Linked DNA regions of Mus musculus: regions 1 and 2 are each linked to region 3. Evidence: chromatin loops called from intact Hi-C (ENCODE). Cell type or tissue: left cerebral cortex. All regions are shown on one strand. Each heading gives the region's core, and the rest is flanking DNA. Links, peaks and the distances in the headings are about the cores only.

Region 1 (10,543 bases), core at 1,402-9,401, 120 kb after region 3:
TGTTCTTCCCACGCTTTGTCTTTGGTGGCCCTTGTCTCCTGTCACCCATGCTGCCTCTGTCCCAGCAACTCTGCGCCTTCTTTTCTCTGAAGAGCTCCAGCAAAACATCACCAGAAGCCAGGATATTAGCAGGTTCCCGTAGAAAGGAAAAGGCCATCCGACAAACAGGACCCTCTCCCCATCAGAACATGACCCTACTCAAGGAATATTCTCTCTACTCATCTGGACACAGTTCCAACTCGTACACATGCAAAATTCATAGCAAACCACCCATGCCATTGGATGGTACCAAATACTTACATTTTCTGCTCGGAGCCTCTTGGCAGGACACCCACCATCCCTGGGGTGAAGCATGTAATACAGCCGGACTTTGCTGGCATGTTTTCGACTCTGGGGAGGAAAAAACACAAGGAGGTGCCATAAAAAGAACAGCCGACTTGTGAGGAGTACATAGAAATGCAGACAATGACCACAAAGGCACGTTATTTTTGGTAGAAAATACTTTCTTGTGCTCCTGAAAATTCCATGGAAGTCAGCTTCAGGTAGATTAATTATGGTAAGTTCAGCAAGCCGGTACCATTTCAGGATAATACAAATCAGCTCTTTTTATGCCGTGCATTTAGTTGTCCTCAAAAGTAAGACAGATAAGCAAACTAAATTACGTAAGGATCAACTGTAATGGAAGGAGTACCGGGATGTTCTATCTCACTTCTCTCCTGTGCTCAGACTTGGGGCATAAAGAATCCTAGGGTATCTGGCTTTACAAAGCCTAGAAACTTGTCAAAGCCCAAGTGCCCTACAAGCAAATAGCCTCAGGTGGATGGGAATGGTCTATGAGACCTTGACCTCTCCAAGGCCTACAATGAAAAATGAATTGCATATTAGTTCAATTTCCCCTAGTTCTGTGATCATATCACACACATGCACTTGCACAGACACACACATACACACACACCCGGGGCTGATCTCTACCACTTGAAAGAATATTGGAATTCTAATTTTTATGTTCTCCCCAAAGCAAGGAAGAAGAGCATACAGTCAGCAAGTGTTCCTAAAGTTGAGAGCAAACCCTGGCTCTCCCACCGGCTTGCTGCATGATATCAGGCTAGTCATCAGCTGGAGTGGACTCTGAGTCTACATGAGTTAGGTGTTCTGCTCACACAAAATGAGCACAACGCTACTGTGGCTGTTAGGAGACCTGCGTGAGATGATTTCCCACAGAATGCTGTGATCTCCACAGTCCTGCTTCCCTCCCCATTGACAGCACCAGCTCCTAACCCACCACACTCTCATTCCAACTCCCTTTCCCTTCCCGTTGGCATGGAGATCACCTCCTTCTGGGGCCCTCTGTCTCCTCCACTCCATCTTCATCCACAGTCAAGCGCAAGCCAGCCTAGCGGATGATGGCTCACTTTTATGGATTAGCTAAGAAGGCAGAGCGATTTTCGGAGAAAAGCCGGCGAGTTGTGTTTTGTTTACAGCGTGCACTATAAATCCTTCCTGCCAGCCTTTCTCATTCATCACTTCTTAATTCCATTATCCTGCCCAGAACAAGCAGAGCACACTTCCAAACAGTCCCTGGACACTTTCAAGGCCTTCAAGTGCGTTTGTGAGCATGAGGAATTTTACAAATGTTTAAGTACCTCGGTGTGGCCGGAAAACACACTGTGGTCATCACCATGTGCCAAAGTACATCCGAATTAAGGTTGTCTGAAGTGTTTTCTTGACTGGAAATTTGATAGGACAGCAAACTAGGGGCCTATGATGACATGCTAGATGACCCAAGAACATCACTCAAGTTCTGTAATATGTTTGAGAATGACATGGTACAAACTCATACTGTGTGTGTGTATAAAATATTGATTACTAAAATCTACATACGTTTTTTTTTTTTTAACCATGGAGGGGGTAAAGATAAGGGATGGTGGTATTACTCAAAGTACAGCCTCAGGCAGAAGAATAAAAAAGAAACACTTAATTCTTCAGAACACAGAGCTTGTGTAGGTGGAAGCCACATATGGTGCCTGAAAAACAGACTGGGAGTAATTGTTCATGTTCACACAGACCGAAGCAGGTGTCCAATTCCCCAGCTCCAGTATCACCAGCACACCCAGGGTGATGAGGAAGTTTGAACTCTCCCAGGGGCCTGCCTCTAACCCCCTTTCTCCCTTTCCCTGAAGTGTGTTGTTTCTCTTGAGAAGACTCTTGGTCAAAGGCAAAGTTCACCAAGTTACTTAATTGCAGTTTAACAAAACTAATTGACAACAACACAAAGAAAAGAAAAGAAAAGAAAAGAAAAGAAGAGAAGAGAAGAGGGGAGGGGAGGGGAGGGGAGGGGAAAAGAGACAAAAGAAAAGAAGAGAAAAGAAAAACAAACGGAGAAGAAATGACAATCCTTTCTCTGAATCTATTTGTGAGGAAAGAGATTGGGATTTGAGGCTTCTTAGCAATTTCTAGGACTGTACACCAGATAGTCCCCTTCAGGTTCTGAGGTCCTATTTACCCAGAGCAGGCACAGCTATTCCTGGGGCTATGACCAAAGCCTTGCACCACCATGGAAACCATGATGGCCTCCGGGTAGAAGTGAAGATACCTTAGTGTCTCCTTCATGAGTGCCCACCCTTTTCTTGGACCCATTGCACCACTGTCTCCAACTGCCAGAGTCAGATCTCACACCTCTAGCCACAGCTGAACCTCAAGAAAAGTGGCAGCCAGCCCTCTCAGTAGGATTGACCATGGGAAAGGATACCAACGCTTTGTTCTTAAGCCTTCAGCATGCTGTGACATCTCCATGAATCCTGGCTGTCCCCACATCCCCATCCAAAGACTCTGGAGCACCTAGCTGGGTGCCTCCGACTGACTCCTCTACCCCACTACCTTCCAGAAAGCCCTTTAAGTTTGGCACCGTAATGTCACTCCACTTATTCCAGCAAGTGAACTTCCCACAGAAAGTTAAAATTAAATTGTAACAAAGATGTTCATTTTAGCATTACCTACTTTCAAAAAAAATGGGACAGAAAGGCTTGGTCAACAATAGCAGTCTTGTTAAAGCAGCAGTAGAATGGCCTTATGCAGAATGGAGAAACCAGAAGCTCATTTGCCATGTAAGAAATATAAAATAAAAACTACCAAGCACAAAGCTAAACTTCGCGATGGCCACAAGTGCTACCAGAAAGTGATGAATAGGAAAAATATCTGTTAGATAAAATGGAGTATGGGTTATTATTATTATTACTATTATCTCTTTAACAAACCGCCTGTAATACCACATGAGCATGGCAGTGGCTCACATCATAGTACTCTGCTTTAAGTTCACTTTTTATCTGAATGATTACATCTGGTGAAAGCCACCATTGCTCTGAAGTGCTCACACTGTGCACTGGTATAATTGGCCCTCACCAACACTGAAAATTCAAATGTATTTTTTTCATTGGGATACTTGATACTAGATGAGCCTTCTCAACCCACTCACGCTTTAAACTTTCTTTTGGTAAGAACAATGCAATTGGGATATCCACTGTGTGGTAAATTTTCAGATTCCATGTATGGACAAGACACTGAGGAGAGGGGTCAGTGTGTCCACATCAGCAGAACTGGACCCTCTGTTACAAACAGACACAACGACAACAGATTCTTACACGTTGTCAAGATTTCTCATTACCGACAATGTGCACTGCCTTTCAAAGGTGTAAAAGTGACAGAGTCGCTACCAAGTGGAGTTAGCTTCCAGGAGAAAACAATACTTCAGGGTTTAGTTGGTGAAGTTTCAGGAGAGAGAAAAGGACGCTCACTTGAAGAAAGAAAAAAATGAGCAGGAAGTAACAGGGTCTCTCCTGCTTTTATATTTGTATTTAAAGCAAAATCTTTTACATTCTTTTATTTACTTACTTACTTATTTATATATTCACTCTACATCCCTATCTCAGGGCCCCATCCCTCTTCTCCTCCCAGTCCTATTCTTGCAATCTCTCCCCCCCATTACCCCTCCCCTTCTCTGAGAAGAAAGGGAAGCCCCTTGGAGTGCCACCCTACCCTGTGACATCTAGTCGCCATAGGCCTAAACGCATCCTCTCCCACTGAAACCCAATTAGATAATCCATTTATGGGAAAGTGGAGCCAACAGCAGGTAACAGAGTCAGAGACAGCCTCCCCTCCAATTGTTAGGGAACCCATTATAAGACCAAGCTACATATCTGCTCCAAACATGTAGGGGGCCTAGGGTCAACCCCTGAATGCTCTTTTCTCTGTGGTTCAGTTTCTGTGAGGCCCCATGGGCTCAGATTAGTTGACTCTGTAGGTCTTATGGTATCCTTGACCCATCCAACTTGCTCAATTCTATCCCCCACTCTTCCACAAGACTCAGGGAACACAGCCTGGTGTTTGGAGTGGGTCTCAAGTCACCGGTAAAACCTTCAACCAAAACTTGTTCTACTTACAAGATGTGCAGGGATAAAAGATTAAGGGAATGGCCAGCCAATGGCTGGCCCAACTTCAAAACACATCCCATGTAAGACATGACACTATTGATGATACTCTGTTATACTTGCAGACAGGAGCCTAGCATAACTGCCTCCCGAGAGGCTTCATCCAAAAGACTTGACTTTCACTGAAAGCATACGCATTCAAGCTTCCCCAATGGTCTAGGGAAATCACCAACTCTTCAACTTTAAATAAAGCCTTTGCCCTGCCCTGGGCATTCTGTTGAGTCAGACCCATCTGAAGATTAGTTTCTTTAGCCGAAACAATCTCTTGACACACAGAGAAGCTATATAAAGCAGAAATGCGCTGGGGGAACAAAGAATAATGCAAAGCCCTATTTCAGATTGCTGGGCAGAAGCAAGAAGATCATGGGAACTGAAATTGATCTGTTCTTCACCCAAATAATCATTTTTCACAATTGCACATTCCTCTTTTTAAAAGCCTAACTCAAGCTCATTACCAATGAGGGTACTGGCTTCTCCTCTTACAAGATGTGGCGGTCACAAAGCACGTTTGTATTTGCATAATTCCTCAAGCAGCCTTCAAAGAATTCCCACGTTCATCGTCTCATTTCATCCTCAGATCTCAGTTTTGAGGCTGGCAGGAGAGGTGCGATCTTAAATAATCATCATGATCCATTCTTGATTTCCAAGATAAGTCTTTCACCATCTTGTTCCGACATAGCCATCTAACTAAACCTCCTCCAGAAACCACCCGAAGAGAGCCAAGAACAGCAAAGAAACAGAGCCTAGAATGGACTGATAATTATAGAACTGTGATTCTCACAGGCCGCCATCTCTGAGATATTTTGAGACAACAAACATCAAGAGTCTAACTCACTGGGGTTTAGAGAATTGTTGTCCAGTGGGAGACAGGGATTCCCTCCAAAGCATGAAAGAAATGCTGTCCCGGTAGGAACCCATCTTAGGGGTTTTACTACTGTGAACAGACACCTTGACCCAGGCCACTCTTATAAGGGCAATATTTAATTGGGGCTGGCTTACAGGTTCAGAGGTTCAGTCCATTATCATCAAGGCCGGAGTATGGCAGCATCTAGGAATGCATGGTACAAGAGGAGCTGAGAGTTTCACCTCTTGTTCTGAAGGCAGTTAAGACTGGCTTCCAGGTAGCTAGGAAAGTGTCTCAAAGCCCATGCCCATAATGAGACAATTCCTCTATCAAGGCTATACCTCCTAATAGTGCCACTCCTTGGACCAAGCATATTCAAACCACCACAGATCCCATTTCAGGACTCATGACTTCTGGGACCTGCATGTGTCCAGGAAAACCACAAGAGTTACAGACTGCTAAGAGAATAGTCACCTCCTAGATGTCTGTAGCTTCTGCTCTTACCATATAAGTAAGCTGGGCCCAGAACCTTCCTACACTGAGTAAGTGTGCATGTTGGGTCAGATAAGCAGGAAGAGGAAAGCCTGAAGGAAGGCTTTGCTGTCTCAGAAAAGGCCAGAGATGCCTAGACCCTCCTTACAGGTCCCCATCATGGGCTCTGAGCTACTGATAGGGTCTGCAGGTACTCCTAGAACTGAAACTGGACTGGAAGATCCTGAACGAATCCCAGTAGCCTAGCTGATGCACATACAGAAGCATGTAGTAGACCTTTATGGCCTCTGGCATGCCAGGGGTGAGTGGCACACAGCAAACTACCATATGGTGTGAAGGAAAGTTCCCGTGCTGCTGGGGATGGAACCCAGGGCTTTGCTTGTGCCAAGCAGTCAATTGCCTGAGCCCCACCCACAGTCCAAGGATGGCTTTTAGCAGATCATCAGAGGAGAGGTCAAACAATTATTTTCCAAGTATGTACAAGGACAAATAGAAATAAGTCGTAAATGGTGTACACGCTGTGTCAGTTGATGAAAGAGAGAAAAACATAAACCAAGGGTATAACCTGAGAAACGAAACCAGACACCTGATTGAGATGATACTGTCTGAGTTAATAAAGGAAGGAAATTAAAAATGCCATCACATAACTTGAAGGTCTTTCACAGCATTCAAGAGTAGAAAACATACCACAGATCTTTGCAGAAGTTAAGAGAAACAAAATGTGTGTTAAAGAAAAATGGGTTCAAGTAGCGAATGGGGACTTAGGTGTGACATCGGGCTTATAATTCCAGTACTCTGAGGTAGAACCAGAAATCAGGACAAGGCAGGCTAGAATGAAGTAAGACCCACAGAGGTTGGGGAGGGGGGGAGGCTGGTGGGCATTGAAATAGAAACTTACATTCACAAGACCAGAACTCATACATTACAGCTGCATTGATACAAGATGTAAACAGATGAAGTGAAATTAAAGGCCCTCAAATGTAATGAAACCAGCTGGACCTGATCAACCTTGAGTCAGAACATTTTTAATCAGCCAAGCAAAAGAAGCAAGAGTGACAAACATGAAGTGATGTAGTGAGGGACATGCCCCCGAGAAGCACTGCTCAAAGCAAGAGCCTCAGTCAAGGGTTCTACTGCTGCAGTAAACACAATGACCCAAACAGCCTGTGGAGGAAAAGATTATCTCATGTCACAGCTTGTAGTTCATCATCTAAAGAAGTCAGGGCAGAAACTTCAGGGAAGAACTGGGAGGCTGGTGCAGAGGCTATCATGGAGAAAGGCAGCTTCTTGCTTGCCCTCCATGGTTTGCTCAGCCTGCTTAACCTATAACACCCAGGAGCACATGACCAAGGATGGCACTACCAGCAATGACCTGGACCCTCCCACATCAATCAACCAAGAAAATATCCTACATGCTTTCTCAAAGACCAATCTGGTGGGGGATAATATTTTCAATTTTTCTCCTCCAAAATGAGTCTAGCTTGTGTTACAAGAAAACCAGCCAGCACACAGCAGTATTTGCGACAGGCCTTTGACGGAATATATTGCATCACTAATTCATACAGAAAAGGCAATATTAGACTAGACAAAAGATATAAATAAAATTTTAGAAACACGAATAACCAAAGGCACTTAAGAAATTCATCCAAATGCAACCTGACAATTTTTAAATTAAAAAAAGGTTTATTTTTTTTTCTTCCATCAAAGTGGTGCTGATTCCTCAATTACACATAATCCATTTTGGCAGTAAAACTAACATCGATATTCAGCACGGAGGTAGGCTAGTCCATAGCACCTTGCTGGGGAAATTGGACAATAAGCATCAAGAAAGTAAAGCTTAATGCAGTTAACTGTCTTACTTCTATGAATTTACTTCAAGAATCAATTAAAGACCCATACAGAATCTGATTTATGAAGGCGACGATCAAAGACTGAGTCAAGTGCCCTAAATACAAAGTCAAATATTATAAAACATTGTATGACAGATGACTACAGTCATTAGCAAACGGAACGCTAGACAATATAGACAGAGTAATAACAAGAAAATGGCAGTTTTAAACAAGAACATGAAGGATATCACGTTCATAAACAAAAATACTAGAATACATGTATGCATGTTCATATCTGTGATATAAGTCTAGGAAAAATGTATTGCGGGATTTAGCTTGTCTAATTCAGCAACTTTCAACCTTCCTAATGCTCCAAAATTTTTAATTCTGTTCCTCGTGTGGCGATCCCCCACCATCAAAGCTACTTCATAGCTGTAATTTTTTTTTTTTTTTTGAGACAGGGTTTCTCTGTGTAGCCCTGGCTGTCCTGGAACTCACTCTGTAGACCAGGCTGGCCTCAAACTCAGAAATCCGCCTGCCTCTGCCTCCCGAGTGCTGGGATTAAAGGCGTGCGCCACCACACCCGGCTCATAGCTGTATTTTAATATTGTTGTAAATTGTTGCATAAATATCTGATATGTGGGGTATCTGATATGAAACCCCCAAAGGAGTCATGACCCACAGGTTGAAAACTGCTGGTCTAATTGCAAGTGATTTGAACTTTCTTATGTCCTTGATTTTTCTAAATTTCTTAGACAAAAATCATTCCATAGTTAAGGAGGGAAAATCCACAGTTTTCTCAATTCATTGCAAAAGTGGTGACTTAGTGCCCGGATAGTCTTGACTGAGTCTCATCCCTCTGTATGGAAGCAGAAAGTGCCAGCTGTCTCCAACCCACTGTTTGCTGTCTCCAAACCCACATGTTGCACTGTGAGTCAGAGAGCAACACCCAGGACCTTTAGCAGCGTGTGCCCTGATAGGAAACTGTGCTCAAAGCCTAAGCTCTGAAGAAAATGGACTCTGCCATGAAGCATGAAGAAGGGAGAGAGCCATACAGGGTATACACATACAAGATGCACATACAAGATAGAGTCACTATGACCTCTGTCTCTGTGACCAACACTCTTGTAGGTCCACCCCCTCACCCGCTCTCCCCTTCTCCCCTCTTCCTCTCTCTCCGAAGGCTAGTCATATCCCTTAGCAGAACTGGAAACAGTCACACTGGCACCTTGATGACAGACTTCTGGCTTCCAAGCTGCAAGGAAGTGTGTCTCCCAAGTCCTCCAGTCTGTTTTGTCTTGCTCCCCCAGGCCAGCTGAGAGATGCATATGCCATCTATCTAAACTACGTGTTCTTTCAGACTCCTTTTGTACGCAGAAATCGATCCATCCTTTAAAATGTGGTCTCAGAATTCCTAGAATTAGGTTACTTTGGTTTTGTTAATTTTTTTTTTCTGAAATATCACCATTTAAACCATTTGATATAAGAAATGTTTGTCCTTCATGAGTCATGTATTAGCATGTGCTCTATCAGGGCACATGCATTTGGATTGGAGAAGACCAAGGATAGAGGGGTATTCTGTACCATAATTGTATAAAGATATTTGTACAGAATCCAAACTGCTGACTGCAAGCGCAAGCGACTACATCGGCGCATTACAATTTTAAATCAAAGTCTTGCAATTTAAAAAAATTAAATCACTACCAAGACATGGAGAAAGGATTTTTTTCCCCTGTGGAGTGTCTGGAGATAAATGGATTTCCATGATGTCTGTTTATTCTGAGCAGTCAGAAGAGAAGTAGACAAACAGGCCCATCTAGGCCTGCCTTTCTTTTGCTATGGGGGGGGGGGGGGTCATGAAAATGATACTCTCTGCTAAACCCCTTACAGAGCAGTTAATGCTAGAGAGGATCAATGATTAAAGGAAAAGAGGCCAGGGCCGTTTGAAGAAACAAAGCCCCCCAGATCCTCTGAAATCTGAAAGCTCTAAAGCTTAGTCTAACACCATCCAGACCTGCACTGTGACCTTCCAGGGACTCTTGGTTTCCTTGAGAACGTTCATAGCTGGATTACAGGGAAACCTTAACAATGCATAAAAATACCACCTCCCAAATAAACCCTTCTGTAGCCATAAGCAGAAGACACGTTTGAGTGAAGTCCAGTCTATGGAAATTACCCTGTAATTAAGAGTATTTGCCCTGTATGGCGGTGAGCTACAAGCTATTCCAATAACCAAAAAGAGATCTGCAGAATGAGTGGGCTCACATGTGCTGCTCAACCTGTCTGATGGCCTCTTCCCTGTCCGATGGCCTCTTCACTCCATATAACATTTTCATATTAAAGTCTCCTTTTACCCTGTAATTTCAAGCTATGATGCACTGTGTAAGTACTCCCAAACTGAATTCTGTTCTTACTAGATCTTTAGTTCCTCTTTATTTTAGTAGACCTGATCCATTTCCATATGCACTTTTAAATATTCTTCACAGAGCAGTTTTCTATAAATGCCCGCTAACTGTTTAAGTAAGCAGGTGGATCAGATGACAGGATAAAACTTGGGTGGACTCCACTTTAAACAATATATATGGATAAAACACAATAGCTCCTTGTCAGGGAAATTATTCATCCTTCAGAAAATTATATTTTAAAAGACACATTACTTGCCTACACTTGAAATGTAACTACATTTAATTTTTTTTTTAACAGGGAGAAGGAGAAATACCTGTCTCTGGGGATGAGTGCCCAAACTGTCTATCTAATGCCAAGTGTTCAGCCCTGAAATCATATCCATATAAATAAAACTAAATGGACTCAGCAGGATTATGTTTTTATATCTTTAGGGACTAAATATATAAACCAAAAAAAAAAAAAAAAAAAAAAAAGCTGGAAGAGACGAA
Region 2 (10,543 bases), core at 1,665-9,664, 320 kb before region 3:
TCCCATTGTGAGTGGAACCCCATAGCAGCTTATTTCTCACTCACTTTGTCCGATCTGTGGTCATCATTCTCTCTAGCTATTCAGGGTCCCAGTGGCTTCTTTCTTCCAGTTCAGCTACTATATGCATGTGAGTTCTAAGCAGGAGTGTGTAAAGGAAAATACAGGCAGAGCATCACACAAGAGGCATTTGTAAGTGGTGCATCACCCCTAATCACACGCAGGGTCTTCTATCCCACCACAGGATGGCACAAGGCAAGGCAGTGACCTAAGAAGTGTGTTCTATCTATGTCACTACAAAAAGAGAAAACAGGTACAGTAGCCTCTGCCACAGGGGATTGGCTGCCAGCATTCTTATCCTGGAGGCTGGAATACTCTATAACCACTTAGACCCAGTGCATGTGTTATGAGGAGCCATCGAAGTGATGGGAAAGGATGTTCAACCATTCTTGTCCATGAAAGGATGAAGAAGTCTCTGAAGAGGCTATTTCCTCAGGAACGTGTTTGGCCTCTGCATTTAATGTGTTACCAAGACCATTTCTTTTTGTTAGTTTATAACACTAAAAAAGTTACTACGTGGATGCTCCTTACAATCCGATAATCCATCATCAACAACAGTATTAAGCGTTAACTCCCACTCTTAAATTGAATTCTAGTGCTCTCCATTAACAGCTCACTAGAGAGAAATGACAAATAATTTCATGGCTCAAGAGCAGCAGACAGATGAGTTCGGCAAAAAGAGGGTCAAGCAGCGGCAGGGGGTGGTGGAGAGGACGTGGAGTCTTCAAAATAAGGACAAGTGCTCCCATCTTCCCACAAGTGTGTAACTCAGTGTCGCCAAAGGTTATTAGCATTCCTTACGTCTTCCGGAAGAGCCTACCCTCTCCTAGTTCCTGGGCACATTACATTTGTCTTACAGTGGAGGTGACCAGACCCTCTGGGAACCTGAAAACTCAAATAATTTGCTTCAAGAATATGAACAGATTTCTTGTTCTCTCTTAAGAGGAAGATGTTCCACAATGCCTAATCTAACCTTTTCCCTTTCCTTCAGGGTTTTCTTTTCTGTTTAGACTCTTTGGAGAAGAATGGGCCATTAGTCTCAGTCTATTGGAAAGATGTGTAAATGTACTCTGGGTTTGGCTTCCTCCCACAGCGTTACTTTTTAATGCAGGGAACAGCCCCCAGGACATTGTCCACAATCAGCACAGCCTTCTCTACATCAGCCACAGAGCAAAGGAGGGCAGGGTGATTGTCTTATGCAACCTCTGTCTAGAGACCTCTGAGTTAAGAAGCTGGAAACCCCGTGGAGAGTGTTTAGGGATAGGGCAGGGACATTCTCTCTGCACTTCCATTTCTTGACTTCCAAACTCAAGAAACAAGAAAAGCTAATCCCATCCCTCAAGAGCACCCCTTGTTCTAATTTTATAGCAATAGAAGGGAAAGAAACTCTGAGTCCTGGTACTCTTGGACCTACCATTGCTGAGAGGTAGAACTTCAACTGAACCCAGAGCTTGCTAGGCCCTCCACCAGACCACTTCTTCCAGGGCACAGGAGACATCCACATTGCTGAACTACATTTCTTTACTGCTCTATTCGCCCTGGGAAGATCACATTCTGTTAATATAACCCAGAAAACCCAAGAAGCAGTCCCAGCAGAAACCTATCAGGCACACTCACTATACGTGCTTCTCCCAGAGACAAAATCATCTGGCTGGAGACCAGATTTGTAAGCTCGCAAGATCCAGGAGTTTGAGTGTCCCTGTCTTAGTCTGATATAATACCTAAGACATTGTTTTCCCCCAGAGATCATCCCTTTCCTCGTTATTATTCATACATGCTCTCTTCCACCCAAGTTCCAGCTAAGCTGGTCACATTGCTGACCTCGGTCTGGTCTCTGCTACTTGAACCTACTTTCCCATTGGAGGATTTGTCTTTGTTGGTTACCAGCTTTCGTTTTGTCCTAGCTACAATCTTTCCTAGCTACCATCTGAAGCCTCAGTAGCATCCTGATTCTGACGGTGGCAGCACGTCTCCTCTACCCATCGCTAAGGAGGATGGCGTGGTAATCCCCCAACTCTTGAGATTTAGGCCATTGGCTTTTCTCTTATTGAGTTGCTAGTGCATTGTATATATCATAAATATATGTCCTTTAGTATATGTATATAATTTCTTTCCTTTTTTTGTATCTGAAACAATTTCCTTATAGAGGTCTTTCAGGTTTATTCGCAGATATTTTATATATTTTTAATTTCTCATTTCTTTCTTAGTAACTTTATTATATATATGAAATGAATATCACACATACACTTGTATCTAAAAACATACACACACATGCATGCACACAAACACATACACGCATATACACACACAAACACACATACACACACAAGAACACATGCACAGATTGAGGGGGAAGAATTATTTATTTTGAACTACAAAGGACTTGGAGGACCCCCAAAAATCCAGAGAAAAAAGTATAAACCTGTGGCTCTCACAGCATCTTACTTTCAAAATACGTTATAAAGACACAGTAATAGATCAGCATGTGGCTAGCATAAATTAATCGATATACTTACAAACAACTGATTTTCTAGAATGCTATAAAATTTACATTGCAGAAAAGCTAATGTCTTCAATAAACAATGCCATAAACCAGGTATTCATATAGAGAAGGAACCAGACCCGAGACAGATTGACGAAACAGACTATAGAATGGGAAAAAGCATTTGCAAAGCACATACTCGATGAAGAGTTAGTACCTAGAACAACTCAAACAGCTCACCAGGCTAAAAGTCTCATTAAAAATCACACAAAAGTCATGGACAGACTGTTTTTTTTTTTTTTTAATGATTACCTCTCATGCATGCAAATGCATGCGTGTGTGGGCAAATGCACCACAATGCATACATGGACGTTGGTGCGCAACTTGTAGGTCTTGGCCTCCCCCTTCCACCTCTGGAGCCTATGGCTAGACCTCAGGGCATCAGGCTTGGTGGCAAGCCCATTTACCTGCTGAGCCATCTCACTGGCTCACCACTGCTTAAAAGAAGGCAGTTAGCTTGGCCAACAAGTACGTGAACAAAACTAACATCACTAATTATTAGGGAAATGCAAATCAAGAGCATAATGAAATATTATTTCACCATGGCCAGAATGACAGCCATAAAAAAGACGAAAAAAATTAATAATTTTGGCGAAAACGTGCGAGAAAGACCTCGGCACACTGTTGGGGAAATGTAATTAGCACAGCCGTTATCAAGGGCCATGTAGAAGCTCCTTAGGGAATGAAAATAGAACCACTGTATTATCCAGCATCCAGCTAGTGATTATACAGTCCGAAGAAATACAGTCATTACACAGAACGGATACTAGAATTTGGGTAGCAGGTAGCAAAATGCAACTGGACAGGGGCTTAGCTGTAGTGTGCATGGCACAGGAGGGTAACTATAACCTCAAAAAGCTTATTATTTATTTCAATGTAACTTCAGGGGGGATGGTTTGGAAGTTCTCAGGAAGGAGCTGTAAATGCCAATTTCTTTGATACAATCATTGCATATTCATACATGTGTCATAGTATGGTACCAACAAAAATGCAGAGATAATATCAATTAAAAGGGAATGACCTTTTCCTGCGAACTGTAGCAGGAATGGATATTTTTATAATTTATTTTTATGTTATATGCATCGGTGTTTTGCCTACATATATGTTGGTGTGAGAATGTCAGATCCTCTGAAACTGGAGTTACAGACAATTGTGAGCTGCCGTGTGGGTGCTGGGAATTGAACCCAGGTCCCTTAGAAAAGCAGTCAGTGCTCTTAACCGCTGAGCCATCTCTCCAATCCCCTAGGTATGTGTTTTGTTTGTTGGTTTGCTTTGGGTTTTGTTTTTGTTTTTTTAAAGATGTGATGTTCAGTTAAAGAAGTCAGACCCAGAAATCTCAAATTGTAGAGTTACAGTTATGTTAAATATCCACCTTAGGTAAATTCATAGAATCATGGTGAGGAGTGATAGCTTCTGAGCCCTGGATTGAGGCTGATTGAGTATGGGGCTTTATTTAGGGCTCACGGATGACTCTACACCTAGAAAAAGTCACACAGCATCACAAACACACTTTGTGCTCATGTTCAGAGAAAGACTTTGAAACTGTAGCATTTATGCTGTGCAGATCTTATGTCAATTTAAAAGTCATCTGGATGTGCTTGTAATCTCATATGTGCTTCCATTCTGCTGGCTGCTTTTCCCTCTGTCCTGACTCCCCCCCCCACACACACACACACCAGCCCATAGCCCACTCCAATGGGAAATTCATCATGAGTTAGAGACTCCACTTTTGAGTCTCATTTGCACAACATTGGCCCACACTGGTCCAGCCAACAGACTATGGCATGCTCAGATCAGAGCAGTTCTGCAGTCCCACTGAAAGCCAATGGATCCCATGCTGATAAGTAGCCAAGAATAACCAGGGTAGGCAGAATGTTTCTAAATAGAGACACCACACACTTGCAAGTGGGCACGAAGCAGAATATGGCAGAGCCCCAGGAAGACAGCAGATGGGTGGTTTTAGACACAGCTGCTGTCACTGGGCAGAGGAGACATGCCAGCCATCATAGAGGTGGGACAATGGGGGGTTGTCAGGAAACAAGTACCAAGGGCTTGGGGAAGGTAAACAAGACCTCTCATTTTAAACTCCATAGAAAGATGATAGCATAAGGTTGGGCATGGGGGCATGGGAATCTCAAACTGGTAAAGTGCACAGCCTTGGGATGGGGTACTACACTGTGGTATTCCGAGGTAATTATGCCACTCAAATAGTGCTGATAACACATCAGACCCCATATTTCCTGCCCACCTACATGGCCACACATTTGAGAAATGAGGGCAACTCTTGCCTCCTCTCTCCAGTGGCTTTTGTTGAAATGCATCTCACCCCATATTTCCTGCCCACCTACATGGCCACACATTTGAGAAAGGAGGGCAACTCTTGCCTCCTCTCTCCAGTGGCTTTTGTTGAAATGCATCTCACCCCATCTGGTCTTTGTTACCTTGTGGAGACTGTTCAGACCTCCGTGGACTGTGATTCATTTGAAATCATGCCAGTCTAAGCTTTGTGCTTTTACCCTGTGTGTGAGCAAACATATATTCTAGGGCTTTCTGTTCTGTTGCTCTGGAAGTCACGTCCAGGCAGTCTGGCTTCAGAGGTCTTTACTCTTTCCATTTCAGCAGAACAAGCTCGTGTTGTTTACTTTATCCCAGGCACTGGGCTAACTGCTTTAAAAGTACAGAGTCATATTAACACATGAATAATACAAGTGATCCAGCTGCCTTTATCCCCCTCAACATCAGAGGCTTTAGAAATTAGCATGATGAATATTAAATATGAGTTCTCATTAGATGAAATGACTGGAATTAAAACATGAGACATGACTGTACTACCACAGAGGGGGGAAAAATAATCTCATTTCTGGTTGAACATCTGATCATCTGTAACACTTTCTCCAGGGACGGCACTTGAGGTTTGATCTCGGAATCATTAACTGCTGTCCACATTCTGGCCAGCAGAGTCCAATATTTCTATTCTGGAGTAACCAGTTCTACTGGTAAAAGCCATATCATAGGACACTGGCTACCAGTCTTAAGGCTGAGTCTGTACAGGGATGGGTGATGGTCTTTAAGAAAGGCAGAAGGCTTGAACCTGTCACCTCACCACAGAAGATATGTGGACTATTTTATGCCGATTTGTCAATAGATGTCTGTTTAATTAATGCCTGACTATGGAGAACCACATGCGAGACTTCTCTTTGTTGTTACCTTGTAGCAAGACGGCAGGCTTATTGCTGATTCTTGCTCATCATTTTAGCTGGAGACTTTTTGTTTTGTTTTGTTTTGTTTTTTAGTTTTGTTTTTATTGTTTGTTTTTTGTTTTTTTGTTGTTTTTAAACTTTTTTATTAGATATTTTCTTTATATACATTTCAAATGCTATCCAGATTATGGGATAGATCCCTGGGTAGGGTGGTCTCTGGATAGTCCATCCTTTTGTCTTAGCTCCAAACTTTGTCTCTGTAACTCCTTTCATGGGTATTTTGCTCCCTATTCTACAGAGGAATGAAGTATCCACCCGTTGGTCTTCCCTCTTCTTGATTTTCTTGTGTTTTTTAGCTGGAGATTCTTATCTATCAGGAGAAAAAGTCTGCAAGGGCAGTCTTCACGACCTTCGTGACTGCCTTTCTCTACAGCAGTAAGGTTATCTGGATTTCAACATTGTTTAGATACATGCCCACTGTTCCCTGCAGGACCTTCCATGCAGAACATCTTTGTCCATGGTACCTGTGTGTCTTTCTTCGGATGGACTGGCAGTCACCGTTTCTTCTCCAGTAGTGTATCTAGTCTTAGGATGTGAATAAGCATCTATGAACATCTCCTGCTGGTAGCCAGATTTGAGATGTTCCCATGCTTCCTGTCTCTTGGTAGTAGTAGTAATTACAGTCTGTGTAGTCCTCTCCTTGTTGTACCAGAATTGTTTTGTGATGTAACAAGCCATAACAAAGTAATGGCATGCCTTTGCCAATATTAAATATTAAAAGAAAGTCACACCTGTTTAGGTTGCCTTTGGTCTCACTTCTGTGACTAGGTGATGTAGCCGCTGAAAGAAAGATAAATTCCCTGTAAGCAAGTTAGGATGTTTTTGACTCCTAGAAGATGGGATGTCTTCCTGCGTGTGGTGGTACATTTGTAGTCCTAGCATTTGGGAGGCTGAGACAATAGGATTAATAAGTCAAGACTGGATTCTGTCGGGACCCTCCTTGCCTGCCCTTACCTAGAGGGTTCTCCCTGGCTACACCCATCCGGTCTGCCTAGCTAGGCTTTAAACATCCTTTGACATAGTCTAGCCAAGTAAGTCTACCTGATGATATTCTCTTCCATGTACCTTCCCTAAGCCAGCAAATCTAGCCTGAGTCCCGCATCCAGGGATCCAGACAAATTTCACCCTCCCAGGTTATATTATCTCCAATTATCTAGGTTTCTTCTAGGACCCTCCTTACCATATTCCCATACTCCAGACATAGACCAGAACTTACAAACTATATGCCATCCAAGACATCTATGTCTATCTGGCTGCATTCTACATGAACCATATCCAACCTTTAGGCTTAACTAGACCCGTGCATCCCTACCTGCTCTGTATATCAGACATATACTAACCAAAATAACTCCCCATGCCCAGATCTTATTGCAAAAATACAAACAATAAGAAAGCTCAAGGCACTTTCTCCCTACCTTCTCCCTGACCTGCCTCCAATTCAACAGTCCTGTAGAAATGTTCACCAGTAAGCAAAACCTAGATGAACCCAAGAACATAGAATTTAATTATTAAAAATGTATTTAAAAAAATTCAAGGAGTTTAAGGAAGGCACAAACAGTTCAATGAACTTCAAGAAAATGAATGTCTGAGCCATGCCCAGGAAAACACAAATGTAAATGTGATAGAAATGCTAAAGACAGTACAGGATTTGGAAACAGAATTCAATAAAAAGAGAGAAACATTGAAGAAGACCCAAACCAAAATGAAACTGGAATTGAAAAAAATCCAATAACCCAGCTAGAAAACTCAAGGTAAAACCTTCCACGTAGAATGACTCAAGCTTAAGAAATAATGTCAGGAGTAGAAGATACAATAGAGAGTTTCTAGACAAAATAAGTAAGAATTGTGAAAAAAAAAACATACAATTAAGGAACACATAGGAGACATAGACGAGCATGAAAAGATCATTTTCAACACAGAATTTTGTATTAAAAACACAGAATCCCTGGTCAATGGCCCAGATGAGATCCTCACCTCGATCACAGAAGTCTCTTCCAAACTAAGGAAAGTCAGTTGTGTAGAGACAAGCATACAGAACGCCAAATAGACAAAACCACTTAGAAAACCACTGAATCACATCACATCGCATCACAGAGAAAACACTAAGTGTACCGAAGAAGAAAGTGTATTGGAAGCTGCAAGAGAGAAAACATAGCTCATATACAAATGAAAATCCATCATGACAATAGCTAGTGTCCCAAGAGACATTTTGAAAGCCAGACAAGCCTGGAGTGACAAATACCAAGTTCTAAAGGACCAAGAAGACCAACCTTAACTAATGTACCCAGCAAAATTGTCTGCCATATTTGAAGGAGGAAGAATTACTTTCCATGACCTAAACTGCCTAAAAAAAAAAAAAAAAAATCAGACTCAGCAGACCATTCCTAAAGAATGTACAGGAAATATTTTAGGCTGAAGAAAAGAGTGAGAGCACCCACTCTTTCTAAGAGGCATTTTTAAAAAAACTACAAAGCCATAGTTATTAAAATATCAAGTGCCACTGAGAACAAACATATCACCCAGACTCAGCAATACAATCACTACAATCAACACACACCTCCTAATAACTTTAAATATTAATTTAAATATTTAATAAAGAATGGTTTAAATCCTTCAATGAAAGGAAACAGCCCAGATTACTGTGTTAAAACCCAAAATCTATCTATCCTTTTTTCTACAAAAAAAAAAAAAAAATTCCACCTTAACTTTAAAGATCGGTGCTATATTAAAGAGGAAGAATGGGCCACACCCCTCTAGTCAAATGGAATCAGGAAACAAGCATAATTTGCTCTCCTAGTATCTGATATAATAGGCTTCAAATTAAAACTAATCAGAAGAGATAAGAGAGACATTTCATTCTAATCAAAAGAACAATTAACCAAGACAATATCCCAGTCCTAAATATATATGCACCAAACTCTGGTGCACTGAATTTCATAAAAAGTGTCCTACTGGAATTAAAGACACAAACCAATATCAACCCACTAATAATAGATGAATTCAGCCCCTTGCTTATTCAATAGACAGGTCATCTGGACAAAAACTAACCTCAGAGAATTATCAGAATTGAGTGACATCCTATATTAAGTGAACTTAAAAGATATTTGTAGAATGTTCCACCCAAATACCAGATGTATACATGCTACTCAGGAGCAAATTGAAACTTTTCTAAACTACACCACATTCTGAGACACAAAGCAAATCTAATCAGATTCAGGAAGGTTGAGATAACTCTGTGTATTATATCTGATCTAATACAATAAAACTTAAAACTGACAGGAAACAAATCTCTAGTAAGTATACACATATGAAGATTGAAAAACTAATTGCTGTTTGACAAATAGATCAGAAAATCAAGAGAGGAATAATAAATATCTCATCACTAAATCAAGATGAAAGAACAACATGATAAGACTACTTCTGGGACTCATTAAAGGCAGTTATAGGAGGGAAATATATAACATTAAATACCTACAGTTAGAAACCAAGGACAAACCACATCCAAACCCACTAGACAGGAAGGAAAAGTAAAAACCAGAGATGAAATTGATAAAATAGAATCAAAGGAAACAATACAAAGAATCAACAGACCTAAGAGTCTTGTTTCTTGAGAAGATAAAAACAGGGTCAACAGACTCTTGGCTCAACCAAGCAAAAGAAAACGGAGACCCACATTAACAGAATCAGAGACGAACAGGCAAGTATTAAAACAGACATCAAAGAAATTAAGAATATTGTAAAGGAATACATTAAAAAAACCAAACAAACATCTACTCCATTAAATTGGAAAGCCTGGAGAAATCTCTTGATTCAATCAAACCTCCATGATTAAATCAAGACCAACAGCCTAAAACAGGCTCATAACAAATGATATTGAGAAAGTAATAAAAAACTTTCTCTCTCTCTCTCTCTCTCTCTCTCTCTCTCTCTCTCTCTCTGTGTGTGTGTGTGTGTGTGTGTGTGTGTGTGTGTGTGTGTGTATGCATACATGTATTCAGGGCCAGATAGATTCACAAGACCCAAAAAGGATTTGTACATGTAGAAGGAACATCCCAAGTTAATTTATGAAGCCAGTATCATGCTAATACACAAGTGATGTAAAGACGAAACAATGAAAAATAAGCCTACAGGAGCATTTGCTTGACTAACACAGATTCTAGCATGCTCAGTAGCATACTTGCAAACAGCACACACACATACATCCAAAAGATCATCCAATCACAATCAAGTTGTTTTTATTCTGGGAACACAGGGATGACTCAACATACCCAAGTCAATAAATGTAATAAACCACATATAGGGACTTTAAAGACAAACACTACCTGGTTATCATCTCAGGAGATGCTGTTAGCATGAGAAATGGTATTCCCCAGAGAAGAGATCCCATTTGGTTATCTAATATCAAATTGTCATCTCTGAGATCATCTATATACAGATTACATGGACTGAGTGTGTTGTATTTATCAATACATGCATATGTATTTACTTCATATAAATATATTATATGAACAAAGACAAAGCAGCCATGAATTTGAGAGAGAGCAGGGTATAGGGGAGGTACGTAGACAGGGTTGGAAGAAAGAAAGGGGAAAAATAATGTAATGAAATTATAGTATTTAAATTAAAATTATTTAAAAAGTTCAAGCCCACAGAGTAAGAACATGTTTCAGAAAACAAAAGTAAT
Region 3 (10,543 bases), core at 1,278-9,277:
GAAACGTTGAGTTGATGGTTGAGTTGTGTCACTTATGACAGTGGTTGCCTGGTAGCCAACATTCATATGGTACTCTCACCCACAACAAGAGCCTCACTGTTTAGTGAGTCTTCAAACAACAGGGAATTAAAGTCTGGTTGGGAAGGCAGGCAAAGCTGCTATCATCTCTCTGGTTGTAAGTATGTTCCACAGTGAAGACATCAGGGCTGGTATTATGTCATCTGCCTCAGATGAAAACAAGCTAGGGTTCACAAGCTCCTGGCATCGCTTCTTTCTGACACCACTGGAACAACCTTTGAGAGCAACCTTTTACTGAACACATGTACACAGTGACTGTGAATATAAATGCTGAGATGGATGGTCGGCCTTTCTTTCTCATACTAACAAAGCTTTGTGTGTTGGCTTCTTAACAACTCATTTTCACTGTCAACCAGTGGCAAACTGAGTAATTTTCAAAAGAGGAATTATTTGTATATGAGATGATTACATTCTATGTTTGGCCCGGGAAAGGGGGAAAGGACAGTAGTTGAAGTGTTAAAAAACCCCTAATTCATTGATCTTGTATCTTTAGTTAAAAATGCAAGAAGACAGAAAACTTGATCAAGTCATTGTTCCAAACCTGCATGACAAAAGTCATGGCCAAAAGACATCAACTCATGTCATTCCAGGGCTGACACATTTAAGCCTTAGTGACCAGAGAGTGGTCCAGGAGCTGACCAGTGTGATTACTCCTTCAAAAGGATACTCTGAAGGGATAACTACAAGAGAAGAGAAGTGTTCCTGCTGCCAACCACCTGCATGTCCTGGACAGCTGATTCCACCCCTCTAAGCTTCAGGTCCCAGAAAAAGAAAATGAGATGATTTGCAATTCTACAAAGCTATTTCTTGTATTTGCACGCAGCTATGAAAACAGGTATCGAGAGAGATGATGCCAAGCAATCTGAGGAACCTGAATCAGAGGATAGAACCGTAATGGTCTATAAAATCTCATATGCAAATAGGAGGTGTGGATGGAACCTGCGGTGCATACATTATTCAACATTTGAATTTATGTAACTTTCAAACAGACCTAGAATACCCTGATCTTTATTCATTCTACAGAGAACTCAAATAAGCAAGTCTGTGTCTGGCATGGAAATTCATGGAAGACTCCTGAAGCTCTGTCTCCTCTTCCCCCGGGGATAAAGGCAAAGAGAAATATTCAGTCAACACACTTACACATAGGAGCTGAGTGGGAGAAGCCATAGCTGATTTGTTCTAATTCCCAGTCCTGCTCATTGTCTCTCAAAATGAAAAATGATCCCTTGCAAAAGTATAAATATCTGTCCTTGTGGCTGTGTTGCTACTGGTCGCCTAGTGCGAGCCCTGGAGTTTGAACTGCTGGAAGCGAGCCAAAATCAGCAGGTGATTTTATGATACATGACTTACCACTGGGAGCAGAGCTAAGTCCTGGACTCTGCAACCCTCCCGCCTTTTGCTTTGCAATTCTGACTATACACGGCACAAGTTACTCACTTGCAGGTCTCTGCTGCTTCTTCAGTAAGATGCTCCTAATAATGATACATTACTGTGCTTTATGTATGACAAAGCACAAAGATTCAATGAAACCATGAATATGATTCTCCTCATATAATGGCTTTGTAATTACCAGCCTTGGTTACTGGCTCTGTTATTAAGCTACAGTCGGGCTACTCAGCTCCACACAGTTTAACCATATTTAGGATTTTTTTTAATGTTAGTTTTTTATTTCATTGCAGAGTAACGAGCAGACTTTTTGAAGCCTAATGTTTAGAAATGAATATAGGGTAATTTTTGCTAGATATATACATAGTCGGTTCTCATTATTCATAATAGTTTTTAAATTGTGACCAGGAACAGTGAGTGGTAAGCTAGTGCTATAAAAGGAAGCTCATGAGGTTGCCGTCACATTCTGATCAATGGATCAGCGCATGATCTTGATGTGTGTTTGTTTACGATACATTACTTAATGCACAGATTGAATCCATGGCTAGCGGTGTTCTAACTGAGGCTTGAGAGAACCTGAACTAGTGCATGCGTTTTTGCCATACCTCCACCTGCTTGCTTTAGGGACGCTACACAGCTCCTCGACACAACCCTTGAGAAATTATAATTGGCAAGTCAGTGGAGGAAAAATCATAGTCAAAAGGCATCACCCTTAATAGAAAGCAAAATGAGGACACTGCTAATCCTGTGACAGCTGACACCAGCAGGTTAGTCTTGCCTCCTTCAGCCTCAGGGTGGAGCTTTCCCATGGGGTGTCTCAGATCTCTCATGGTTCTCTACATATGTGGGAATAACTACAAGGTGATCTGGAAAGCCTGAGCATTTCAGTGAATCCTTACTCACCAATGATAGGGGTTGACATATATGCTGATATACACTTACATGTATTTATATAGGACAACGCATTCACTCTGTCCTCACAGTGAGTGCTATACCAGGCTTTTCAGTCTGTATCATCTGTTTTCTTGTCCTCCTTCTACAATGCATTTGAAGGCTAGTGTACAAATAAAAATGTATGCAAACTTGCATAGGTGACCCAGAATTTAAAAGAGGGTCTGCCTCCAAAGGCTGGGGTTATGTCTTAGATTCTAATCTATACCATCCTTTCTCAGGAAAAGCTTTTTGTAAAGTCAAGAAAGTGAGCACCACCGTCTTTGAAGTTTAACCAAGGCTATTCACCCGAAAATGAAACCATAAATATTTCAACACCTATCATTATTCTAATGTTTGCTCCCAGTTCTACACATCCAACAGATATTTGCTCTGTGTACCAAACGCGATGGCAAGCTTGGCAGCAAGACTGAGGAAGCAACACCAGGGTCCCTGCTAAGCAGGTCTCAGGGCTAGACTGCAGGGATTTCCCAGTATGTTAAGGGAGGTTCAGCACCACAGGAACGTCAAAAATGAAAGAAAGGTTATTGCACGCTTTAGTGTCATTACTGTCAGGCTAATGATATTTGGGAATTTTATAAAACACTGATCTCCAGATCTACTTTTCTGGGAGTGATAGATGCATTCATAAAAGCTTCCAGGTGAAACAGAAACCCGAAAGGACAGTACATCAGAGGGATAGATTAGTCACTCCATGAACAGCAATACTCAACTCCAGAGCATCACTAAAGGCTTACGTCTCATTCTCACATTTGTAGCCTGGCCATAGAATGACACCTATGTTATACCTATTCATAACCAACTTAATGTCCAGGGTAGGAGGTGAGCAGGTTTCAGATAAGCAACATGTTTGCCATGCGCATTAATGAACCCTCTAATAGGAGATAGAGCATCACCTACCCATTCAGATTATGTACTCGCAATCTAAACTTTCTCTTCAATTTATGGCAGAATATGGGTACTGCCTGCAAAGATGCCTTTCTAGGTTTCAGATTTCCTCTTTCATTCTTTTGTTTCTTCCAAAGTATTTTAATCCTAACTTTTTCATACTTGAATTTATATTATAAATTACATCATTTGCCCCTTTTCATTTCCTTCCCTCCTTCCCTTCCTAAATCTCTTCTGTTGCTTTCTCTCAAATACATGGACTCTTTTTCTTCAATTGTTGAGATATATATATATATACATATATACATATATATATATACTATATATATATGACACTATATATATGTGTAGATATATATGACACTATATATATATAAAGAACACTATCACTGAGCTGTATCCCCACACCATGCTCAGCTATTTTGACTCATCTTCTCTGCCAGGTTCCTCTGACTCTGCATATCAGCCTGCACTTTTACACTCAGACTTGTTCTCATGTAGGAACCAAACACCAAGTTCTATTTTTCTATCATTCACTATCCTGGAAAATCACTGCAGTCAAGCTGGTGTCTGGGAATGAGCCAGAAGGGAGAATAGCTATGGAGATAGGACTCCTTTATGATGCAAGTTTAGAACTTGGCAAAGTAAATTAACCCAGTGGATTCACCTTGGACAACCAACAATAGAACAGCTCGTGTGCGAATTATATGTCCCAGAGAAAAGTCCAGAACAGAGTCAGTAAAAATAGCCGCCTTTCTGGAATGGACAGAGTCATTTATGGTACTATAATCATGTGGCAGATGTGTCCTCTGATTATGTTATTGGCTCATATAGTCATCATAGTAATGAAAGGGAAACATAGGAAAGTTAAGTCCTTCACTAATAATTACTGAGATTTACCCACGAATTATGCAAAAGCCCACAACATATTTTCTGAGGTTCCCCAAAGCAGGAAGGATTCCCAAAGACTAGGGGAGTCTGATAGAGGATTTAGCAGGATGGGAGGTGCTTAGATACATACTGGAAGAGTGAAGAGCATCTCAGGTGTGGAACAGCTACAGGCAGGGCACAGCTGGGATTCAGAAGTCGAGCATCACATTTGAGAATGTGAGTCAACAAAGTGAGAAAGGGAACGGCAGCTAACGCAGAGCACATATGTCAAGCTTTCAAAACTTGGGAGAGCGACATGTATACTACCTGGAAACCAGTCGCCCATGGCTGCGCATGGGTGTGGGGGAGCAACTCTACCCAAAGGATAAGATCCATATGAAGATGGAGTTCCAGCACTGCCAGCATGCCCTGCCCACAGTCATGGCTGCCCTTACGCTGCAGCTGTGGGTCCCACGACAGCATGCAAATTGTACATAAGGGTGACAAGTCAGCTCCTTCTTAGGAAAATTAGTCCCCACTGTACCTGTGACAAAATACCAAAGAGTTAGTGGCTTCCATAGAACACACACTTGTAATTTTTACCATTCCTCGGGTTAGGAATGTAAAACAAACTTCACTGGCTAAAAGCTACATTGTCAGGACTACACTCTTCAGGCAATTCCAGAAAAGAACTCTCACCTTCCCCCAGCTCTGCCATCACCCAAAGACAGCTGGACCCTTCCCAACCCCTGTATCACTCAGATGGACCCCCTTGCCTTCCTTTTTCCCTTCGGAATACATCTGTGATTGTATTGGATCTACCTGGATACTCCTGAATAATCTTCAAGTTTCAAAGTTGATGAACTAGTCTCTGTGATCCCACTTGAAACTTTGATGCCCTGCCACTATGATAAGCTGGCTACACAGGTCCTGGGGAATATCTTTAAATAATATTAGTTTCCCCTCAGCTGCCTGGTATTGTGCTCCTGGGGAGCCACCAATGTCAGACCTGATACCATCTATCTTGTCACTTGGGAATCATATTACACAGCTACAGTCTCAGTGTAGCAGCATCGAAGATGGTCTATATAGGAGGCCAGGAGGACACCATCATGCAGCTCAGAGCCTGAAGGATGTCGCCGGCCTGTTTAGTGCATACCCTGCTGCACAGGCAGGGGAAGAATGGCTCTTCTATGGTCTCTGGGCTTAGGTATCAAGCTTCTATCTGTTTAGTTACCGCTCTTACTCTCTGATAACAGAAATCCTTCTATATTCCTGAGACAGAGACTCTCTCTGGAGTCCTAATCCTGGTATCTGATTTCTTATTTTATCCTGTGTTTCTGTCTTTAAAACTACTCCCTATTGCTTCCACTTGCTAGTCTAGGACTTTAGCTCCTGTTGGCTGACTGTATCTCTTGCCTTCTGAAGGCTTATTTTGCAGACCTTGATTGCTCTTTTGCCCTCCACAGCCCTCCCCAGCCTCTAGTCCCTAGTCCCTCCTTTCATTACCAACAAAAATGTTCCCCCTTTTCCAGCAGCTCCAAGTGTCAGACTCTGCCTCAGCCCACAGAAACACAGCTCAGAAAGTCTTGTCCTAAGAGATTCAAATGCAGTAGCTCTTGTGTTCTAGGCAAGGCAGTAGCAAAACAAATCCGAGGCTCAGGACGTGGAAGGGAACCAAGCTCTTCCCTCGCAAGACCAGGGAGATATATGCAAATGTATGCACAGCAGTAGAACAAAACAACAGACAAGAAGACTGAAGTTGGAGAGGAACGTGTTCCTGTTCCAACCAGAAAGTATAAAACTGACTCTGGTCGCACTTTCCCCGAGCTCCTGGTTCCTTGGATCCCAGGTCAGTGCTCTTTCCAGCCATCCTATCAGTGGGTCTACCTGCATGTGTCAGCCGTCGGGAAATGTTTGATTTAGAGGGCTTTGAAAAGTCATCTAAGCTAAGCAGTAACTAACCACTTATGGAACCCCAACTGGAAAAGCTCCAAGAATCAGCAGCAGACTCCTCATCAACAGCTCCCACATTCGCATTCTGCCTGTGAACATCTCTGGGTATCAACAGAATCTTCCCGGTCTTGAGCTCCCACCTAACTCTGACGTTCTGCCTACTCTCTGGTTATATCTGTTGCTCTTGGGCACATGAGCAAACACACATCTGCACACAAAACACATGCTCCACAATTACAGCTCTTTCCTATGATAGTGTTTTAAAGACTTTCTCAAGAGTGATGTATTTTATATACTAAACAGACTCAATTCATTTATTCATCCTCCAAGAAGAGACTTCATGACATCATTTTCTTACTGTTTGGACCCTAATTTCTTCAAAAAGCCCATTTCCCTCGCATTCATGGGAACTGGTAGAAGCGAGTGAGAAAGCACCAAGTTATCAGGCATAGACATTTCAATGACACAGTAGGATTTTCCACTCTCCATGCCCTGAAAAAGGCACTTCTGGTGAGTGCTTACCTCCCTAGTAGACACCTAAAAGCAAAGTGAGTCATGAATAAAACTCCAAATCTGGGATCTCAAACACAGGAGCCCCAATCCTATCCCCTGCAAACATTGGAAACTATAGACACTGCTCTTCAGTTGCAAGATATCAAACTCACTCTGGACTTAGGATTCAATAACAGCCACTCACAATCATTTTGGTCCTTTGGGACTCTGCTCTAAGACAAATCTCAGGATGCTGGTTACACTATGAACATATCCTCTCTCCTTCACTGTCCCGGCCTCCCAGGGCTCTGCCACAGCCCATCAATCAAATCAGTGACCCTCTCAATTGTGCCTGGCAGTGACTCTGAAGCAGAAAGAAGCATGCAGCAGAATCAGGCTGGAGAAAAGGGACCCTGAAGGGTAGATTGGGAATTACCTGTTCATTCAATCTTGCAATTCCCCTGAGACTCCCTTTTTTATGATATGAGGAGGAGTCATGGAAAGGTTCAAATATCAATAGATTTCTTTTTTTTTTTACTTTAAAAATAGTCATCATTGTTTTTTATTAAAAATTGTCTGTATGAGTTTTGAGTGTCCAGCCATAAATTAAACTTTGTCCTGTTGCTATAGTGATAGCTAACTGACACAGCCTTCTTCTGCTTTCTGGCCTCTCTTTGCACAGCCCAGTTTCTCTGGTCTCACTGCAAATGACATTATATGGCAGCATAAATCACCCTTCCCACTTGGACAGAATCTGTACCTCAAGTTCTCTGGTCCAGCATCCCTCCATGTGCTTTTGTCTTCACAGCTATATCCAGACCAGAGATTCTAAGACAAAAACCAAGAAGGCATGGAACTGGTTTGTGTTCCAGTAGGTTGGCTATGCAATTTAGAAGTCCTAGTAAAGATGTTCTTATCTGAAGAAGGCAGCTCAAAGGGCATTAGGTCCCTCGGAATGCTTAATTGATGTCTGATATGAGTACAGATGCAGGTGGAAGAGACAGTGATTCACGGGTCCTGATTGTTCTTCATTAGATGAAATATGTCCACTCAGAAATCACCAGAGTTTGAGAGGCAGTGGTTCACGATATGGCAGCATAAGAGGCATACCTGAGCAGGGTATTGCTTCTCTCTGGCATCAACATTCAGTGAACTAGGTTTTGCATGTCTGGTTTGTTTGTTTGTTTGTTTTCCCCCTTTTGTTTTCATTACAGATAGGATTTCAAGCCAGCTAAGCTGATCAGGCAGGACTAGCCCATGTGTACATGTGCACGGGGAAGCTTCCGGACTGAGCTCGCTCTAAGTTGCTGTTAGGAAAGGCTGTGGCCTGCAGAGGAAGGCAATGTTATGCTAGGCAAGGAATCCAAAGCACCTTCAATGCCATGGCTTGGGTCTTTTCCAGCTCCTAAGTCCTTTCCCTTACAATAACTGGGTTTGTATTTTAGACCCAACACCTGAAGCCTGGGACCAGGGTCCTGTTCTCTTTCCTGTGCTGATTCTCCAACCCAATTCCTGCTCCCTAACTGATACTCACCTGTGATCCTCTTAAAGGGCATCTCTTCGGATTCTCCCCAAACCTCTGGTCTGCATCCAAAGTCCTGCTGCCAAGGACTGTGGGCAACATTCCTCGATCACTCAAGCTTTCTGCAGCCACACTAACATGCTAGCCTTTGTCCCACCCATGGTCTCCCCTTTAGCTTAGGACACACCTTCCATTGCCTACTTCTACATATTTTTGTGCCCAATGGCTGGCAGAATCCCAAGCCTGAGGTTCAGTTTAGCTTCTTGGGACTCCAATTTGGTCTGTGGTTGGCACCTTCCAAGATTCTTTCTGCTCAAAGCAGGTGGATAAGAGGGTATAATAATCATGGAAAATGGATGAGAAAGAGTCTATGTCTTAGCCAGAGTTTCTATCCCTGCACAAAACATCACAACCAAGAAACAAGTTGGGGAGGAAAGAGTTTCTTCAGCTTACACTTCCACACTGCTGTTCATCACCAAATTAAGTCAGGACTGGAACTCAAGCAAGTCAGGAAGCAGGAGCTGATTCAGAGGCCATGGAGAGATGTTCCTTACTGGCTTGCTTCCCCTGGCTTGCTCAGCTTGCTTTTTTATAGAACCCAAGACTACCAGCCCAGGGCTGGCACCACCCATAATGGGCCCTCCCCACTTGATCAATAATTGAGAAAATGCCTTATAGCTGGATCTCATGGAGGCATTTCTTCAAGGGAGGCTCCTTTCTCTGTGATAACTCCATCTTGTGTCAAGTTGACATACAAAACCAGCCAGTACATTCTAGGATATGACAATTAGATTTCTCTGCTCCCCAGTGGAAGATGCTTCAAGCTGATAGTGTAATTTATCCTTTCCCATTCTGGTCTTGCCTAACAGGTTCCTTGATCTCTGTAACCTGAAGAGCTAAGATAGCACCATAGACAGCAAGAACCCAGTTTAAAGGGCCTGAATTTTGTCTTTGGAATACATGTATCCATGTGTCTAGTGTGTGTGTGTGTGTATGTTTTAATGTTTTATTATATTTTTTTGGAGGGCATGCTTGTCTTAGTGCTTATGTAGAGGACACAGTTTAAGTTTTTTTTCCTTCTGAATTACAGAGACAAAGTTTGGAGCTAAGACAAAAGGATGGACCATCCAGAGACTACCCCACCTGGGGCTCCATCCCATAATCAGCCACCAAACCCAGACACTATTGCATATGCCAGCAAGATTTTGCTGAAAGGACCCAGATATAGCTGTCTCTTGTGAGGCTATGCCAGTGCCTGGCAAATACAGAAGTGGTTGCTCACAGTCATCTATAGGATGGAACACAGGGCCCCCAATGGAGGAGCTAGAGAAAGTACCCAAGGAGCTGAAGGGGTCTGCAATCCTATAGGTGGAACAACAATATGAACTAACAAGTACCCCTAGAGCTCGTGTCTCTAGTTGCATACATAGCAGAAGATGGCCTAGTCAGCCATCATTGGGAAGAGAGGCCCCTTGGTCTTGCAAACTTTATATGCCTCAGTACAGGGGAATGCCAGGGCCAAGAAGTGGGAGTGGGTGGGGAGGGGAGTAGGGCAGGGGTGGGTATAGGAAACTTTCGGGATAGCATTTGAAATTTAAAAAAGAAAATATCTAATAAAAAAAAAATAAGTGCACAAAAAAAATTTTTTTTCCTTCCACCACAGAGGTCCAGGAGTCAAACTCGGGTTCTCAGGTTTGCTAGTAAGTTTAGCCACTGAGCCATCTTGCCAGCTCCTGTCTTTGCAATATATTGAGAGTTAATAAGCTATCCTTGAGATCTATGTCCTAGTTCCTGTATTATTTAAATTCCTGAAGATGGATACAAAACCATAAAGAACTATTTTTGGCATGGGATAGTTTTTGATACATAAATAATCATTTTCCCATTTGCGAGCCAATGTGATAACAAAGATACAGCCTCTCTCCTCGCAGCACTACCTCCAAATACCCTGAGTTCCAGATGAAATTTAACAGCAGTCTTCTGCATAAGCAAAGAGAACAGATGAGCTAGTTACTCATTCACAGAAAGAAAAGATAGAAATTTTCCAGTGACTCTCTCTTTGAGGTGTCTATTTTAAGAGATCTGACGATGCGTAGGTCACAAGGTTAGTACTTCAGCCTTTCAGAGAACAAGCGTCTCAACAGAGTGCCCCTTGTTCAATGCCACATCATGCAGGGCTTCCAAAATAAGCTGCACTCATTTCCAGACAAAACGATTCTACACCTGAATGTCACATCCACCTCCAAGAAAACATTATCCTGTACTCAAACTCAGTTGAGAAATGGTGTGAAAAGACTCCTTGCTAGTTGTTAAGCAATTAGCTGAAGAAGTAAGCCAGCAAAGTCAAAACCAAGCGTTGTTTCAGACGCTCTCTCGTTTCCCAAATACCATTTAAAAATA

The links. A loop is a pair of places that touch in the nucleus more often than their neighbours do. Peaks named below come from ENCODE experiments on the same cell type or tissue, not always from the same donor. Only the 100,000 strongest peaks of a DNase experiment are listed, where the experiment ranks them.
Region 1: it touches region 3 in a loop (2.6-fold over the local background); 4 of 42 quality-filtered maps call a loop at or near these places.
Region 2: it touches region 3 in a loop (4-fold over the local background); 4 of 42 quality-filtered maps call a loop at or near these places.

Annotation. Positions count from the first base shown.
Region 1 is chr8:23,787,189-23,797,731 of GRCm38, reverse strand. Zmat4 (zinc finger, matrin type 4) reads right to left here. Exons shown (of 7, transcript NM_177086.4): 3 at 301-390. Among named protein-coding and RNA genes, the nearest start is that of Zmat4, 120 kb to the right of the region's middle. In left cerebral cortex, for the core only: no CTCF peak of the experiment used is centred there; DNase peaks (open chromatin) are centred at 2,040, 2,909 and 5,189; H3K27ac peaks cover 1,862 bases.
Region 2 is chr8:24,222,290-24,232,832 of GRCm38, reverse strand. No RefSeq gene overlaps it. Among named protein-coding and RNA genes, the nearest start is that of Gm30633, 150 kb to the left of the region's middle. In left cerebral cortex, for the core only: no CTCF peak of the experiment used is centred there; DNase peaks (open chromatin) are centred at 4,509 and 4,951; H3K27ac peaks cover 2,037 bases.
Region 3 is chr8:23,903,050-23,913,592 of GRCm38, reverse strand. All of the region lies in intron 4 of Zmat4 (zinc finger, matrin type 4), which reads right to left. Among named protein-coding and RNA genes, the nearest start is that of Gm51564, 140 kb to the left of the region's middle. In left cerebral cortex, for the core only: no CTCF peak of the experiment used is centred there; DNase peaks (open chromatin) are centred at 2,313, 3,833, 5,854 and 6,188; H3K27ac peaks cover 7,437 bases.